Regions from separate parts of the Mus musculus genome. Here region 1 is linked to region 2. The links are chromatin loops, found by intact Hi-C in ENCODE. Cell type or tissue: left cerebral cortex. All regions are shown on one strand.

Region 1 (8,000 bases), 84 kb after region 2:
GAGACTTGAGTGAGGGTCTCCCCTCTTTGGGGGTCTTTCACTAACACCCTGTCACTTTACTGAAAATGTTGTTCCTTCCTTTTTATTTCCAACACCTTCCTCCCATGCTCTTGTGGAAATAACTCTTCCGGCTCTCTCACTTTGATTCTGTCATCAAGGAAGCCTTTGCCCTGCCTCCACAAGGAGATCAAGTGAGTCTCCTCTTCCTCTCCTCCTCCAGAACTGACTGATTCATTATGTGATTATCATTAAAAATTCAGAGGCTAAACTGCTGAGTGTGGAGGTATGTTGGGCATTGGGCTATACACAGACAGTCTGGTTTCCAGTCGAGTTGAGGTCTGAACCCTGGGACCCGGTGGTGATAATTCACCTACATGGGATGGAAGGAGTTCCCTCATATCTCCTGGAACCCTGGCTCCTGTCGAAGTTATTGACCCCCACAGCCCCCACAGGAGAAGCATGGATTTTATTCACGTAGACAATGTCCCAAGCTTCTGACCTTCAGGCTAAACTCCTCCCTAGTTACCGAGCAACAGTAAAGATAACAGCAGACCATAAGAGTGGCAACTTGGCCCCACCTCACTCTCTTGCTCTTACTCCCCTTACTCTCCCCTCTCTCTCTCCTTGTCCTCTCCTCTCCTCTCTTCTCTCCCTCTTACCCTCTCTCCCTCTTACTCTCTAGCCTTTCTTCTCTCTCTCTCCTTTTCCCCCTTCTATCCTCTTGGCCATGGTCAGTCTCTCTCTCTCTTTTACCTTCTCTCTTTCCCCCTGCCTTACTACAATAAAGCTCTAAAACCATAGACTGTCTCTGTTCATCAAGGCCTGCTGCTCTTACTCTTGCCTGCGTGGGAACCTCTCTCCCATAACCCCAGGGGCCCCGGGGGCTGCCCCTTGTCTACCCCTCGTTGAGTGGGGTCGGTGGTTTAGATGCCCACCTGGGGCTAAAAGAACCTAGTGGGGAAACCCCCACTCAATTCCCGGTGTGCACCCAAAGAATCATGAAAAGACCATCTTGATGTAAATACATGAGGTAGTTTAATGGTGGAGCTCTGGGTTGAAACATATCTCACGCAGGAGACAGTGGATTTGACTACGTGGCTGGGGTTTTTTATAGAAAAGGGTCTGGGTCTGGGGGAGGCACGGTTTCACATGATTGGTTCATTTAAACATCGGCAGACTGTACACACAGATTGAGATAACAGCAGAGCATCTGGTTATCATTTAACTCAGGTCAGAAGGGCGGGAGATAGGGAGGCGCCAGGCCAGTCCGGACATTCTTGTATGTCTTCCCTATCTTTATGGCTAGTTGGTTCCTGGGATGACTTTACAGCCTTTGTTCTTTGCTCTAGGCCCAAAAAGCCCTCCTATCTAGCAAGCCACATGAGTCATGGACCTTGAATAAACTTTCTGGCTAGGGTTTTGAAATCTTGAATTTAGTTTTCTTTCTTTCAGGGCCAAGTGGAAAGCATCTGGCTGCCCTCCTGCGTCCTCCTCCTCAGAGCATAGGAGGAACTCTGGCCAGGCATGGGCTATCCTCCCTCTCCCCTCTTTTCCCTGTCCCCCTTTTAGTTCCCACAGTGCCACACACCTTTAATCCCACCACTTGGTAGGCAGAGGCAGGCAGATCTCTGAGTTCTAGGTCAGCCTGGTTCACCAACAAGTTCCAGGCCAGTCAGGACTACATACTCAAAGAACTACACACCTCAACGCTAAAGGTAGACTGGCTTTTGTTGCTCCGGAATCATTCTCATTTTGAGAAGGTGGTGGTGGTTTGAAAAACAGTCACATATTCAAGGCAACTCTGGGGACAATGAATAGATACAAACTAGTGGTTCTGATCCAGGGATGTGTTTACCTATCAGGACGCCTTTGCCAATATCTAGAAACGTTTTCTATTGTCACAGATGGGGTGAGTGCTGCCACAACCCAGCGGGTAAAGTCCACGCTGATGAAACATCCTAGCTACAGAGAATGATCAGGTCCCAAATGTCAACAGAGAGAAAGTTGAGAAAGGCCTGTGTACACGCAGGTAGAAAGTTCCCCTAAGCCAGGGGCTTGGGAGTGGGGTCCTTCACTGCTGTGCATCATCTGTACTCTGTCCCCCAAGTATATAAGCACCCCACACTCCCTTTCATCACTAAACCCATCTTCCATATGTAATCACACTAACAAATGGCTTCTCATGCCTTCTACCTACAGCCATGACCATTCATTGCCTATTCTATCTTACCACAAGCATAACCCATGCCATAGCTTGGGCAAGAACAAAGGCTTAGGTATAACACAGATCTTGAATGGACATTTTTCTGGGCTGAAGATGCAGCTCAGTTGGTAGAGTGTTTGTCTAGCGTGCACAAAACCCTGGGTTCAATCCTCAGCACTGCACAACACTTGATAAAGCAGTGCACATCCATGATCCCATGTCTTAGGGTATGAGACGGAGGCATAAGAATCCTGAAATTAAAGGTTCAGCTGGTGAGATGGCTCAGTGGGGAGGTGCACTTGTTGATCTTCCAGAGGACCAGAGGACTTGGGTTCAATTCCCAGCACCCACATGGTGACTGATGACTGTCTCTAGCCCCAGTTCCAGAAGATCTAATGCTCTCATTTGCTTCTGCTAGGCATGCAGGTAGTTAACAGATATATATGCAGGCAGGAATCCATACACATAAAATTAAATTAAATGATTTTTAAAAAATTAAAGGCCATTGTTAGCTGCATATCAAGTTTAAGACCAATCTGAACAACACAAAATGGTATTTAAAAAAAAAATACTGGGGCTGGAGAGATGGCTCAATTGTTAAGAGCACTGACTGCTCTTCCAGAGGTCCTAAGTTCAATTCCCAGCAACCACATGGTGGCTCACAACCATCTGTAATGAGATCTGGTGCCCTCTTCTGGTGTGTCTGAAGATAGCTACAATTTATTCATATATAGAAAATAAATAAATAAATAAATAAATAAGTAAAAAATACTGAAGGGAAATTTTCTCTCTGTGTTTCAACTGCTTGAGAGCCCCTCAGAGGACAAACACCACAATTTCTCCATCTGATGTGTTCCATCGATAGTACCTGGCACTTGGTGTTAACTAAGACTACTAACCAGAAATGGGTTCAAATGCCCTTATCTCCAAACTATATTTAGGGATTGCTGATGGTGTCCTGCTTATTGCTGGCATTTAGAAGGTATCTGGTTAAAGTTATTGAACTGAAAAAAGAACCCAGAATCTTTTTTTCTTTTTCAAGATTTACTTTATTTACTATATGTAAGTACACTGTAGCTGTCTTCAGACACACCAGAAGAGGGCGTCAGATCTCATTTCAGATGGTTGTGAGCCACCATGTGGTTACTGGGATTTGAATTCAGTACCTCTGTAATAGCAGTCAATGCTCTTAACTGCTGAGCCATCTCTCCAGCCCCAGAATCATTTTTCAAGCACATCCTATATGTAAGCAGAGCAGATATTTGGTTCCTGGACAGGAAAATAAAAATCATGTGACCTACTGGGTCAAAATCTTGGGCTTCAAAATATGCTAATTTCTGGGCTGGAATGGGTGAGGCAGGTAGGTGGATTCCCTTCTAACTCTAGAACTTCTTCCAGAGGCTGGGGGCTGCTATTACACCTTGGCCTCGACTTGAGCTGGGATGAGGGGGGTCTTTACTCTTGCGCAGAGGGCTAGAGACTTCTTGGCTGTTCATTTGGACACACAGTAGTTCCATAGTTTGTAATCAGTTGGTGATAAAATATAATAGGCTCCTGAAATCTATCTCGAGGCTTCAGCCACCCATCGTTTTCCCAAATTGCCACACAGCAGACACTTTCTATGTGTTCAGTAGAGTAAAACACAGAACGCCCAAAATAAAAGCGAATGAGTCCAACAGCGTCCTCTAGTGGTGCTCGGGCACCAAGCAACCTAAAAGAAGCATCGCTGCGTTTCTGCCCATCTGCTGGACTGTACCACTCAGGGAGCGGTCCTCGGAGGACATAAAGTCTATACTGACCCCCCCCCCCCCACTCTCTTTTAGAACGGAGCACTGAACCCACAAAGGCAAAGTGACTTGGCCCAGGATTCTGAGACTTTCTTTAGAGGTGGTAGGTTCACAATTCCATTGCGGAGGTCGCAGAGAGCCCTGCCCCGGAGCTACTTTGCATCAAGAGTATCTCATCTGTGCTTTGGGCGAGTTTGCTCTCAGCGTCCGGGGAGCTGACAGAGGCTGGAGATGAATCCCATCCTGGCTTCTACGAGATGTACCCCGCAAGATGCAGGAACCAAGAGGAGCAGTGCGCTCCACCGACGTAGTCTCTGATCTGCAAGGAGCATGAGTTGCTGAGATACGAGATCGCCAAGCTGGGCACTCGACTGCAGCCTCCAGATATCCACCAAAGGGGTGGGGAGCAGGTCTTTGCAGCTAGAGTCGGTGTGGGTGGAGTGGAGCGTGGGCGGGGCTCGGGAGCTGCAGTTCAGAGAGCGGTGTCCTGCTGGAATCTGCTGGTGCCCCACGCTCCAACCCGAGATGATGGCCAGCAAGCGAGTGGCGAAAGTAAGCCTATGTAGGATGACCCTTTCCTTGTGCCCCTTCCCGCCCTGCCCTAACCTTTCCGCCCTGCCCTAACCCTCCCCTGCCCCCTTGCTCTCTGAGCTTTTTTTGTTATTTGGGTACCAGGGCTGGCTGAAACTCAGGTATCCTCACCTTTTCCCAATGGAGAAATGGGAGGAGAAAGGCGCGGTGTGTGTGTGTGTGTGTGTGTGTGTGTGTGTGTGCGCGCGCGCGCGCGCGAGAAGGAGGGAGAAAGAGAGGAGGAAGGGAGGGGGCCTGATTGAGAAGGTCTGGAAAAAAAAGTTGTCATCAGCTTCAAAAAAAGTTGTCATCAGCTGTACTGGCCACGAGAATGAACTGGTCTTTCCAAATGGTTTCCAATGTATTGGGCTTTCCAAACTGGTTTCATTTTCAATTTCTGCTGGAAATTTATTAGTGGAACTTATCTAAGGCACAGGAAGGGCTCTGTTGCTCCGCCTAGTGGATACACCCATAATTTGATACCTACATTACCCGAGGCCACAGAAGAGTGATGTTGGGCGGTGGGGTGGTGAATGGACAGACCGTGAAATAAAACGTACAGACTAGTTCCTGGATGAGAAGTAACAATTTATGCTCTGAGTAGGTTATTTGTATGCAGTCCTGCTCCAGCTACTAAACGCCTACTTTGTACTAGCCCAGTGCCAGGCAGCAGGAGCAGAAAAGGAACAGAAATCTTGTTCCGTTTGAACGTTCATTTCTATGAGACACTATTTGGTACTATCTGAAAGAATGAAAAAAGGGCAGTTTCCTTAGGAATGTCTAGACCGCTGAATGGAGCCAGGATTAGAGATCGTGGAGGAGAAATGCTCGTGAGCCAGGGCTGGTACCGCTAGGCTTTGAGTCTCCCCGAAGTGCTCCTCTAGTCTGCAGAATTGAGGGGAAGGCTTCCTCAGGAGACAGAAGGGATGGTTGCTGGCCTCATGTTTCTCTCTCTCTCTCTCTCTCTCTCTCTCTCTCTCTCTCTCTCTCTCTCTCTCTCCCTTTCTTTCTTTCTTTCTTTCTTTCTTTCTTTCTTTCTTTCTTTCTTTCTTTCTTTCTTTCTTTCTTTCCTTCTTTCTTTCCGAGACAGGGTTTCCCTGGCTGTCCTGGAACTCACTTTGTAGACCAGGCTGGCCTCGAACTCAGAAATCCGCCTGCCTCTGCCTCCCCAGTGCTGGGATTAAAGGCGTGTGCCACCCAGCTGGCCTCATCTTTCAAAAAGAAAATTCTTTTGAGATGGAGAAGTCCAGAGCAGACCCAAAACAGAACTAAACTTTGTTGGTTTTAGGCTGGTACTAAATGGGGCAAAGGGTAATTTGCTACCTCAACGCTAAAAGGTAGACTGGCTTTTGTTGCTCCGGAATTGTCAGCACCAGGCAGTTTGTTTTATTTAACTCTTAGAACAACTGTGAGATAACTGTGTCTTCCCATTTCATGGAAGAGGAAACTGAGACATCAGGGAGAGTAACGTGGCTGGCCAGTGATATTCTGCAGAAGTAATGGGGCTGGAATTTGAGCCCAGACTGATAAGAGTCTAACTCACAGGGCTTTTCCTGCCTGTTTGCCTTCACTTTCATTTCTCCTAAGTCAGGTGACTTACTAGCTGGCTTTGGGAGGAGCTGTGTGCACTGGTGTGGGTTTCAGCAATCATGGAAAGTTCGTCAGAATTCATCAAAACACAGAAAATTCAAGTGTTAAGAGAGAAAATTTCCCTTCGGTACTTTTTTTTAATACCATTTTGTGTTGTTCAGATTGGTCTTAAACTTGATATGCAGCTAACAATGGCCTTTAATTTTTAAAAAATCATTTAATTTAATTTTATGTGTATGGATGTCCTGCCTGCATATATATCTGTTAACTACCTGCATGCCTAGCAGAAGCAAATGAGAGCATTAGATCTTCTGGAACTGGGGCTAGAGACAGTCATCAGTCACCATGTGGGTGCTGGGAATTGAACCCAAGTCCTCTGGAAGATCAACAAGTGCACCTCCCCACTGAGCCATCTCACCAGCTTAATTTCAGGATTCTTATGCCTCCATCTCATTCCCTAAGACATGGGATCATGGATGTGCACTGCTTTATCAAGTGTTGTACAGTGCTGAGGATTGAACCCAGGGTTTTGTGCACGCTAGACAAACACTCTACCAACTGAGCTGCATCTTCAGCCCAGAAAAATGTCCATTCAAGATCTATGTTATACCTAAGCCTTTGTTCTTGCCCAAGCTATGGCATGGGTTATGCTTGTGGTAAGATAGAATAGGCAATGAATGGTCATGGCTGTAGGTAGAAGGCATGAGAAGCCATTTGTTAGTGTGATTACATATGGAAGATGGGTTTAGTGATGAATGGGAGTGTGGCGTGCTTATATACTTGGGGGTCAGAGTACAGATGATGCACAGCAGTGAAGGACCCCACCCCCAAGCCCCTGGCTTAGGGGAACTTTCTACCTGCATGTACACAGGCCTTTCTCAACTTTCTCTCTGTTGACATTTGGGACCAGATCATTCTCTGTAGCTAGGATGTTTCATCAGCGTGGACTTTACCCGCTGGGTTGTGGCAGCACTCACCCCATCTGTGACAATAGAAAACGTTTCTAGATATTGGCAAAGGCGTCCTGATAGGTAAACACATCCCTGGATCAGAACCACTAGTTTGTATCTATTCATTGTCCCCAGCGTTGCCTTGAATATGTGACTGTTTTTCAAACCACCACCCCCTTCTCAAAATGAGAAGAACTGGAGTCCTGTGGGTGAGGTCCCTTGGTCAGATGCACCATGGTATAATGGGGACCCTGAGTGTGCTGGGAGTGTGGTGTAGGGCACCACCTATCTTGCTCAAGGTCCTTGGTCCCATCTCCACTACTGCAATAACCAAACCAAACCAAACCAAACCAAACCCAAAACCTTTGAGTTGCTCTGCAGTGAAGAAGCCATTTAACTCAGCTTTCCCAAATGTTCTTAGCCATAAAGCCCTTTTCCTATAGTAGCTATTAGTGTTCCATGGGGACCTGCACATGCTTGTCCTGTCTGGGCTCTCTGTCTTTGCTCCCTGTTTTTCTGCCTGGTGGGCTCCTACCTACTCTTCAAGAGCCATCTCTGAGCACAGCACACAGTCTCTGTGGAGTGTTCCCACTCTCCTCCTTCCTGGTTATGTGCCATTCACACTATTCATGGCCTTGGATTCGTTCCCTCCATTACTCCAAAGGCGTTCTTGAGGCTGCACTCTGTCTTAGTCAAGGGTCAGCCAGCGATGTTCAGTAGACTGCTCTTGAGAGAACTCAGGGATCTCTGGTGATTAAGCCACATTTCTGAGAAGGTGTGTCACTTCTCGTCCCCTAGTTACCATGGGTGATGTGCAGTTTCTCACCTGGGAAGCCTGGATCACCCTAAGGTGGTGGTGATGATGGATGCGTGATGTCTCTGCCGTTCATTCTGCCAGTG
Region 2 (8,000 bases):
CTGGGTTTGAACCTCTTTCCAGACTCTGCGGGCATGTTGGAGCTCTGATGAAAGATGTGCCCTGCCGCATAGCCCAGGCCCACACAGCGGCAGAACAGACAAGAAAATGGGATGAGGGAAACAGAGAGGAAAGAAACTGGGGAAAACAGAAAATGTATAATTATCACCCTTCCCCCTCCCAAATAAAAATGAAGGTCAAAAGATCTCAAATGAAGGAAAGCACATGGGAGGGGGAAAGGTGATTTCAACTGATTAAAAACCACCTCCCCAGAATAGAGCAGAAAAGGAGATTAAGAAACACAACTTGTACAGTTTAAAACGTGAAGACAAACAGTAGGCTGTATGCATGCAAACAGTTGCAGGTGGAAACCATGCAGAGTCAGGCAGATCAAGGTATAGCTCATGGATGAAGGCAGGTCTTCAAAAGGGAGGACAGAAGTATCAGGGGGTGGGGAGGGCAGGAAGCTTTAACTCTTCTGAGGAGATACAAGAGCCCCTCCACAACACCACACTAGGAGCAGCACCTAAAAGGTGTGCCCTGGGTTTCTAGTTTAATCCGAGAAGGAACTTGGGGTCTCTTCCAGCTTAAAGAGAAGCTGATTTATTTTAACTGCAGTCCTCGTCTCTTTCCGGCCGTCTTCTCAATGCCACCACTCTCACACCTTAACTTCACCAGGGCTGGCTGGCTGGCAATGGTGATTTAATTTTATTTATGTCTCTCTTGATGGACAAAGTTGGATAACAGCTGTTACAGGGTTGAGTTGTAAATCCTTTTCTTTGAATGGGGAGAAAAAAACAGACAGCAGTATTGCCTGTTTTCAATCTCTTCTTGTTATTCCCAAGCCTTTTAAGGGCTCTGTTTCCCATAAAGTTCACAAAAAACTAAAAGGAAATTTAAAATCCTTGAAGAAGCCATGTCCTTTTCAATAAGCAGAATAAGATGAAGTTGATTTCACCTGATGACAGTTTAAAAGATTACTGTAGATAAAGTTCCAAAGATGTCCCTGTTTCCAGGTTAGTCAATGTCTCTGATCTTTTGTCTTCAATCTTGGGCTTCCTGGATGCAGATGGGATATGGTGCTTTACCTGGGGAAAACCAAATTATCTTTATCAAAAAAATGCTTTCATGGTATTTCTTAAGAACACCAAGGCTAAAACTCTACAGGTCATTGTTACAAAGTGCTTTTTGAAAGAAAGACCATTTTCCAATTCATTTCTATGTATGTGAGAATAAACTCTAAATGGAGTGGAAAATACATTCTGAGTCCTTCACCTTTTTAAGGGCTATTCTGATTGGAAGGAGAACCTAGTCTTATCTGACCTAAAGTCATCCAAAGACTAGCTCTTAAAAGACCATCTCTCTTGACAGAAGTACAGTAACAAAACATATCAAGAATATAAAAATCTAAAAGCAAACAAGGGCACAGGAGTGAAGGGCACTGCTAAAACAGATTTTTCTCTTTGGACAAAGAGGATATTTATTCCTATAATAAAGCAAGGAAGCTTAAAAATAGGACAGCAACTATCATTTCCTTTTTTTGTGTGCCTCTTTCTATGCCTATGGCTTTTAGCTACAACACCAAAGAGGCAGAAATTCAATTTTTGGACTTTTGGAATCATCTATTAAGGGTCCTAAGCAAAAAAAAAAAAAAAAAAAAAAAAAAAAAAAAAAAAAAAAAATTGATCTTGCACCAAAAGGTGAAATATTCTCTATGAGACTAGGTTCAACACAAGGATTGGTTCTTTTCCTCCAAATTCAATAGTTTTTAATTCCTAACACTGGCCTATTCGGAGGCAAACTAAACTCCTCCTAATTCAGTATGAGTAGAGTAGCAATTATTTCTGTTGATCACAGTAACAAAACAACACGAGCACCTTAATTTTACAGGATGCTTTTCATCTGGTGATCTCAAAGCACTTTACTCACATTATCTGGTGACAAAGTCCCTTATCCTATTTTATAAAATTGAAGGCTAGAGAATGCCTGGGGCCATTCCACTGAATCACTTGGGTAGCCAGGTTCCTAACCCAAGAGTATAATTGCTGACATAGACCCTTTCTACCACACTACATGCCTAATGATACCTTGGAATCTACAGACCAAGGTTTCTGCTTAAGTTAGAATTTCAAATGAAAGCAGTGCTATTCCCCAACAAGTTGTATACTACTTGATAACAATAGCAGCTATTAAAACATAAAACAGCGAACACCCCAGACAATGAAATACAAATGTGTTCTGGAATTTATCACTTCTGTTCTTACCTAAGACAGAGAAGGCAAAGGAGCCTGCTACTGTCACCACTCGGTTGTGGTGGTGAATGCCTTTAATCTCCGCACTCAAGAAACAGAGGCAGAGCCAGGCGTGGTGGCGCACACCTTTAATCCCAGCGCTTGGAAGGAAGAGGCAGGCGGATTTCTAGAATTCGAGGTCAACCTGGTCTACAGAATGAGTTCCAGGACAGCCAGAGCTATACAGAGAAACCCTGTCTTGGGGAAAAAAAAAAAAAAAAAAAAGAAAGAAAGAAAGAAAGAAAGAAAAAGAAAAGCAGAGGCAGGTGGATCTCTCCAAGCCATCCTGGTATGCATAGCTTCCAGGCCAGCAAGGGCTACATAGTAAGACTTTGTCCCAAAAGAAAAATTTAATAAATAAATAAGATGGGAGAGAGGGGGGAAGGAGGGAGGGAGGGGGGAGGGTTAAGTAACATTAGAAAGAAGGCCCAAAGATTCCATTAAGTTTCTATGGTCCAACTAAAAACCAGATCCTATTTAGTCCTGATTTTATGCTTATTTCTGTTTCCTGACTTTAGGCCTAAATATCTTTATCAACTGGAACAAGCAAATTTGATTTGTAGACAGTATTATTAAAGGAACCGTTTCCCTCAAAACTCCAAAGATAAAAGGAAAATTACCTAACTATTACGTAAAGTGAATCCTATACTATTGCAGGTCACATTTACTACAGGACGAAAGCCACACAGACTAATTCTGCCACGGTACAGTACATGCAATTATGGAACCGCATACTGAAATATAAATGAGACCATCGTCTGAAATGTTAAGATAGATATTAGAAGGGACAAGATAAAATAATTTATTGGGTATAAATATCAACACACCAAGTCTTATCAAAGGAATGTGGTGCAGAAAGAGAAGGGACGAAACCGGAAAGGCGAGTGTGGTTCATCAGTCACAAGCTGGTGTATCCACAACAGTATCACTAAAGTGGACAAGAATGTTCGTGACACATGCTGACTGAGGGGGAAAAAAATCACTGAGTGAAAATATGTATGTATAAAACAAACAATACAGAGCCAGGTGTGGTAGCTCTCGACCTCAATCCCAGCACTTGGGAGGCACAGGAAGTCAGAACTCTGAGTTAGAAATCAGCTTGGTCTTACAAAGTGAATTCCAGGGCAGCAACAGTTATGTACAGAGATCCTGTCTCAAAACAACAACAAACAATTCAAGATGTGTAGTTTGAAGACTTTCATAAGGTTTGATATAAGTAGTTCCTTTGGAGCAGTGCAGTGGACAGCACATGTATTATTTGTTAAAATAACCAAACCTTATAGCACAGAACACTAAATTTGAATATATAGAAATGGAGATGTCATATAGAAGAATGAATACATGCTATGAAGGAAAGATCCAAGAAGAAGTTTAAAAAGAGTATTATTACAGATCGACGTAGGTGCCCAAGTACCTGGCGATAGAATTCTTACAAACACTAGATGAATTTGTATGCATTCATGAGCACCGGACAGATCTGTCTGATACAAAGCAGGCTCACACTGGGATAAAAGGATGGAGATCTAACCTAAGATTATCCTGGACAAGATGGCATTAACCAGGAAGTAAACCCAAGAGGACAAAAATGGTCTGCAATGTAACATGTATCTATTCTACGACTACTTCTAATAACTTTAGTCACTTTCTTGTTTCTCGTTTTAGTGGTTTCATTTGGCCAACTGGTTAAGGAACTTTAAACTTCCCCAGGAATAGACGGCTAGTGATAAAATACTGTCAGATACATTCAAGCCCTACTTGTAAAATAAAGTACAAAGTACTAAAAGCATAAAAGCATGGAGCACCTGGCTGGTGGGGGGTAGGGAGAAGCAGCCGATGGATGGGAGAAAGAACAGGTAACCACAGGACGAAGCTCTAACCAAAATAAGGACCAGTGGAGTGTAGGGCGAGGGGCCTGAACCGCGGAGCGGTAAAAGGAGTACAGTCCCCGGCCGGCAGCTGGAGCAGTGGGAGTCATCACCGGGGGCAGGACTGACTACCCCTGGCCCAGAAAACACGGAATCCACCGCGCGCAGGGCCCGCCGGAGCTGAGAGAACCGCGGGCCGGGGAAGGAAGGGGCGGCGGCTCCGCAACTGGGCAGCCGGGCACCAACCGGGTCCAAGCCCCGGCGGGCGGCCGCGGCTCTCTTAGTCTGCGGGCGTCCGTTTCGGGGCCCGTACAGCCCGAGGAGGGGTAGGGCCTTAACCTCCTCCCCTCCGCGGTCCCCCTTCCCTAGAGGTCACTCTCCCCTCCCACCTCACTAGCCCAGCACTTCCGGTTCCGCAGGGGCCAGCGTCCCCGGTACTCACCCCCGGCGCGGCGCCCGTCACCGCCGCCGTCGTTGTCACCGCCGTCGTTGTCGCCGCCGCCTCCCAGCAGTGCCGTCTGGCCTCTGAGAGGCAGCGCGCGGCCCCCGCACGCTCCACGCCCGCCCCGCCGCCGCGCGCTCCCGACGGCCGACGCTCGCCTCTGTGCGGCCGGCGCGCGGCCGCTGCCCTCAGCCTCCGGTCTGTAGCCTCACGACGTTCCCATTGGCTCCCGGGCGCGGGCGCGGGCGCGGGCGACGTCTCTCGCGGGGCACGTTCTTCTCATTCATGCGGCTCGCGCCGCCGAGCCCGCCCCCGTTCACTCTTCCATTCACCCCCTAACCCCCGCCCCCACGGCGCTCTAGAGCGTGCGCGCGACCGCGGGCGACCGCGGCGACCTCGCCTTCTGATTGGCTGCAGGGGCACGGCGCCGCAAACACGTAGTGACACGGGAGCGCGCGCGCCTGGCCGTCGTGTCTGGCTGGATGGTCGGGAGAGGGGACATGGCGAACTGCGCCGGTTTGGGGACGAGGAACTGGTCTGGCGAGATCTTTCTCTTATTTTGTCCGCTTTCCCATTTGTAGTGTAGTCAAGAAAAACTTTTAAGCAAAAAAAATTCTACGTATGTACCGGAAGTGCTCAAAAACAAGCAGATGCCCTTTCTTAGTTCACCAGCCTCCTCCGAGTTGGCCTGGTACAGTCCTGAAAAGCATCTACGATAGCCAATCACCGTTAAGCCTTTCCGGCTTCCTTCCTTGCCTCTTCATTCATTGGTGTGAGGATTCGGTCGGGCAGCCCCTCCAACACACACACTTTTTTTTTTTTTTTTTTTCTTTAAGGACTGAAACTTTATTTAAAACAATCCGTTGGCGAAAGCGTCAGTGGGGTAAATTCTCAGACCGTGGCAGAATTCCTGAGTGGTGGTATGGCCTCACCTATGGAGGAAGGAGGCGCACGGCCCATTGAACAGTCTGAGGAGAGGGTTCTGTCCAAGGCTGGGTTAGATGAAGGAGCTCGGCTGCTATCCCTAGATTTACAGTGCTTGCCGATGGAGTGAAGCACTGGGAGTGCGCGGTGCGAGGCGTAGACACCTCCACGACTACACGAGGAATGGGCGCCCTGACCTCACCCAATTTGAGAAAGCAGGCTGAAAAGAAAAGTCTTTCTAGAATAGCTCCTGTCCCTGGCGAGCTGCTGGCTAACTCTCCGAAGATCGCGGCACTACATTTTGCCCTAATTAAGCCGAGACGGCTGTGGACCCGGTGGCTTTGCCATAGGGCTCTCCTCTTACAGCTTCAGGCCACCTCTCATTTGTAAAGGAGCTCTGTTACATAACAGCCCTTCAAAAAGATATCCCCGAGCCGCTTCCCTGAAGCGAAGGTCTCGTTCAGGGTTATTTCCAAGTCCTGTCATTGTTTCCTTGACTTCACTTCAAATGTTACTGATTTAACTTTGACACTTCAGCCTTAGGCATCCAGTTAAAGAAAAGAAAAAAAAAAATCTACCCTTTTTTCTTTAGACTCTAGTCTTATCCCTTATCATTTTTACTACTGGCTTAAATGCAGCGTTTATTGGAACCGTTACGAGCATACATGTTTTAAGGAGTGGAACTTTATTTTGAAAAATCCGTTGGCGAAGACGTCTGTGGGGTAAATTCTCAGACCATGGCAGAATGGTGGTATGGCCTGGGCTGTGGCTCACACATCACACATGGAGGAAGTAGGTAGCACGGCCAATAGAGCGGTCTAAGGAGAGAATTTTTAAAAATCTTCAGCATTATGAATAATTTTAAAGTATTATTTGGAGGTACAACATTTACCCTATCAAGTATATTCTGCCTATAAAATAATGTTTCCTTAAGATGGGTCAAATTTCATTTATTTCTCTAGGATTTTAAAGCTTTATTTTCTCTACTTAACAAGTGAAGCATTCTTGATTTTCCTACCTTTTTAAATAGGAAAACTATTTGTTTGAGACAGAGAGAGAGAGAGAGAGAGAGAGAGAGAGAGAGAGAGAGAGAGAGAGAAGGCAGACAGAGTTCAGGCAGCTTTTGGGTGTTGGTTCTCTCTTGGCTTACAGATAGGAGCTCAAGTTGTCAGTCACGCCTAGGAAGTCCTTTCACCCACTGACCCATCCTGCCAACCCAATTTTTCTACAAAGACCTGTGTGAATCATCATGTCTTTTGGCCAGAGCATACTAAATGGAAAAAGGGTTCCATCATCCAACCAGAGGTACTGAATACCTCAGGGTCACTAGGGACATTAGACTACTGGATTGTCAGCCTAATTTTAGCTGGATGAGCACTAGCAGAAGCATAATCACTGTCCCAAGATATAGTGACAATTTTAGATTTTGGTTTCTTTTTTTTTGGAGGGTGGGGAGGGTTGAGACAGGGTTTCTCTGTATACTCTTGGCTGTCCTGGAACTCACTTTGTAGACCAGGCTGGCCCCAAACTCAGAAATCTGCCTGCCTCTGCTACCGCGCCCTGCTGGATTTTGGTTTCTTTAAAAAACACAAAAATATAAGACTGTGTTTTCCTTTTAATTCCAGATGTAGGAATAAGGTGCTGCTTTGGACTCTCTCCAGCAGCTGACTGACTGCCCAGTGCATTATCAGAGGCATGGTTTTGCCAGCTCCAGACAGTTTCTGTGATTGTGTGATGTTTGGAATTCTAGGAACTTTTCAGAGGGTATATAAATGCTAGCGCCCTGGTATTGGTGGTTGTTGGTCATTCAGGTTGTGGTTTGTTAGTAGTAGTGCTCAAAGAAGAAACGAAAGAAAAAAGAAATTAAGATTCTCTCTCTCTCTCTGTCCTTTCTATCCTATCTAGTGATAGGAGGTGAAACTGGGGGGTGGGAGGGGTGGGGAATGAAGGTGGCAAAAAAGAACCCACAAAGGAGCAAAGACACCAAGGCATAACAAGGATTCCATTTTTCTTTTTTTAATAAGATGACTTCTGAAAAATAGTCCAGAGTAAAATGAAGACTAAAACAATGTATTAATTATCCAGATCATCATATTTGAAATAAATTACTTTGACAAATATATCAAATAATACCTAACGCTTTTTCTCTAGTGTCATTATGCTTTTTCAAATCCTCTCTTCCCTTGAATTTTCTCATGATTATAAATTGCCAACCAGTGTCACAGGTCAACTTAGCAAAAAGAATACTTTCTTTTGGCATTGTAGCAATAAATGCTTTTTTTTTTTTTTTTTTTTTTGGTTTTTCGAGACAGGGTTTCTCTGTATAGTCTTGGCTGTCCTGGAACTCACTTTGTAGACCAGGCTGGCCTTGAACTCAGAAATCTGCTTGTCTCTGCCTCCCAAGTGCTGGGATTAAAGGCATGCGCCACCACTGCCCAGCAATTAATGCATTTTTAACCTCTTCACATTAAAATACTCTT

What was found. Peaks named below come from ENCODE experiments on the same cell type or tissue, not always from the same donor. Only the 100,000 strongest peaks of a DNase experiment are listed, where the experiment ranks them.
Region 1: it touches region 2 in a loop (2.7-fold over the local background); 5 of 42 quality-filtered maps call a loop at or near these places.

What each region holds. Positions count from the first base shown.
Region 1 is chr2:84,794,391-84,802,390 of GRCm38, forward strand. Ube2l6 (ubiquitin-conjugating enzyme E2L 6) reads left to right here and starts at 4,438. Exons shown (of 4, transcript NM_019949.2): 1 at 4,438-4,542. The coding sequence starts at 4,516. In left cerebral cortex, CTCF peaks have their summits at 3,264 (motif pointing right), 3,877 (motif pointing left), 4,076 and 5,021; DNase peaks (open chromatin) are centred at 3,893, 4,344 and 5,065; H3K4me3 peaks cover 1,872 bases; H3K27ac peaks cover 1,295 bases.
Region 2 is chr2:84,710,387-84,718,386 of GRCm38, forward strand. Zdhhc5 (zinc finger, DHHC domain containing 5) reads right to left here and starts at 4,778. Exons shown (of 12, transcript NM_144887.4): 1 at 4,597-4,778; 2 at 1-1,086. The coding sequence starts at 35. In left cerebral cortex, no CTCF peak of the experiment used is centred here; DNase peaks (open chromatin) are centred at 4,979, 5,295, 5,655, 5,839 and 1 more place; H3K4me3 peaks cover 2,910 bases; H3K27ac peaks cover 2,432 bases.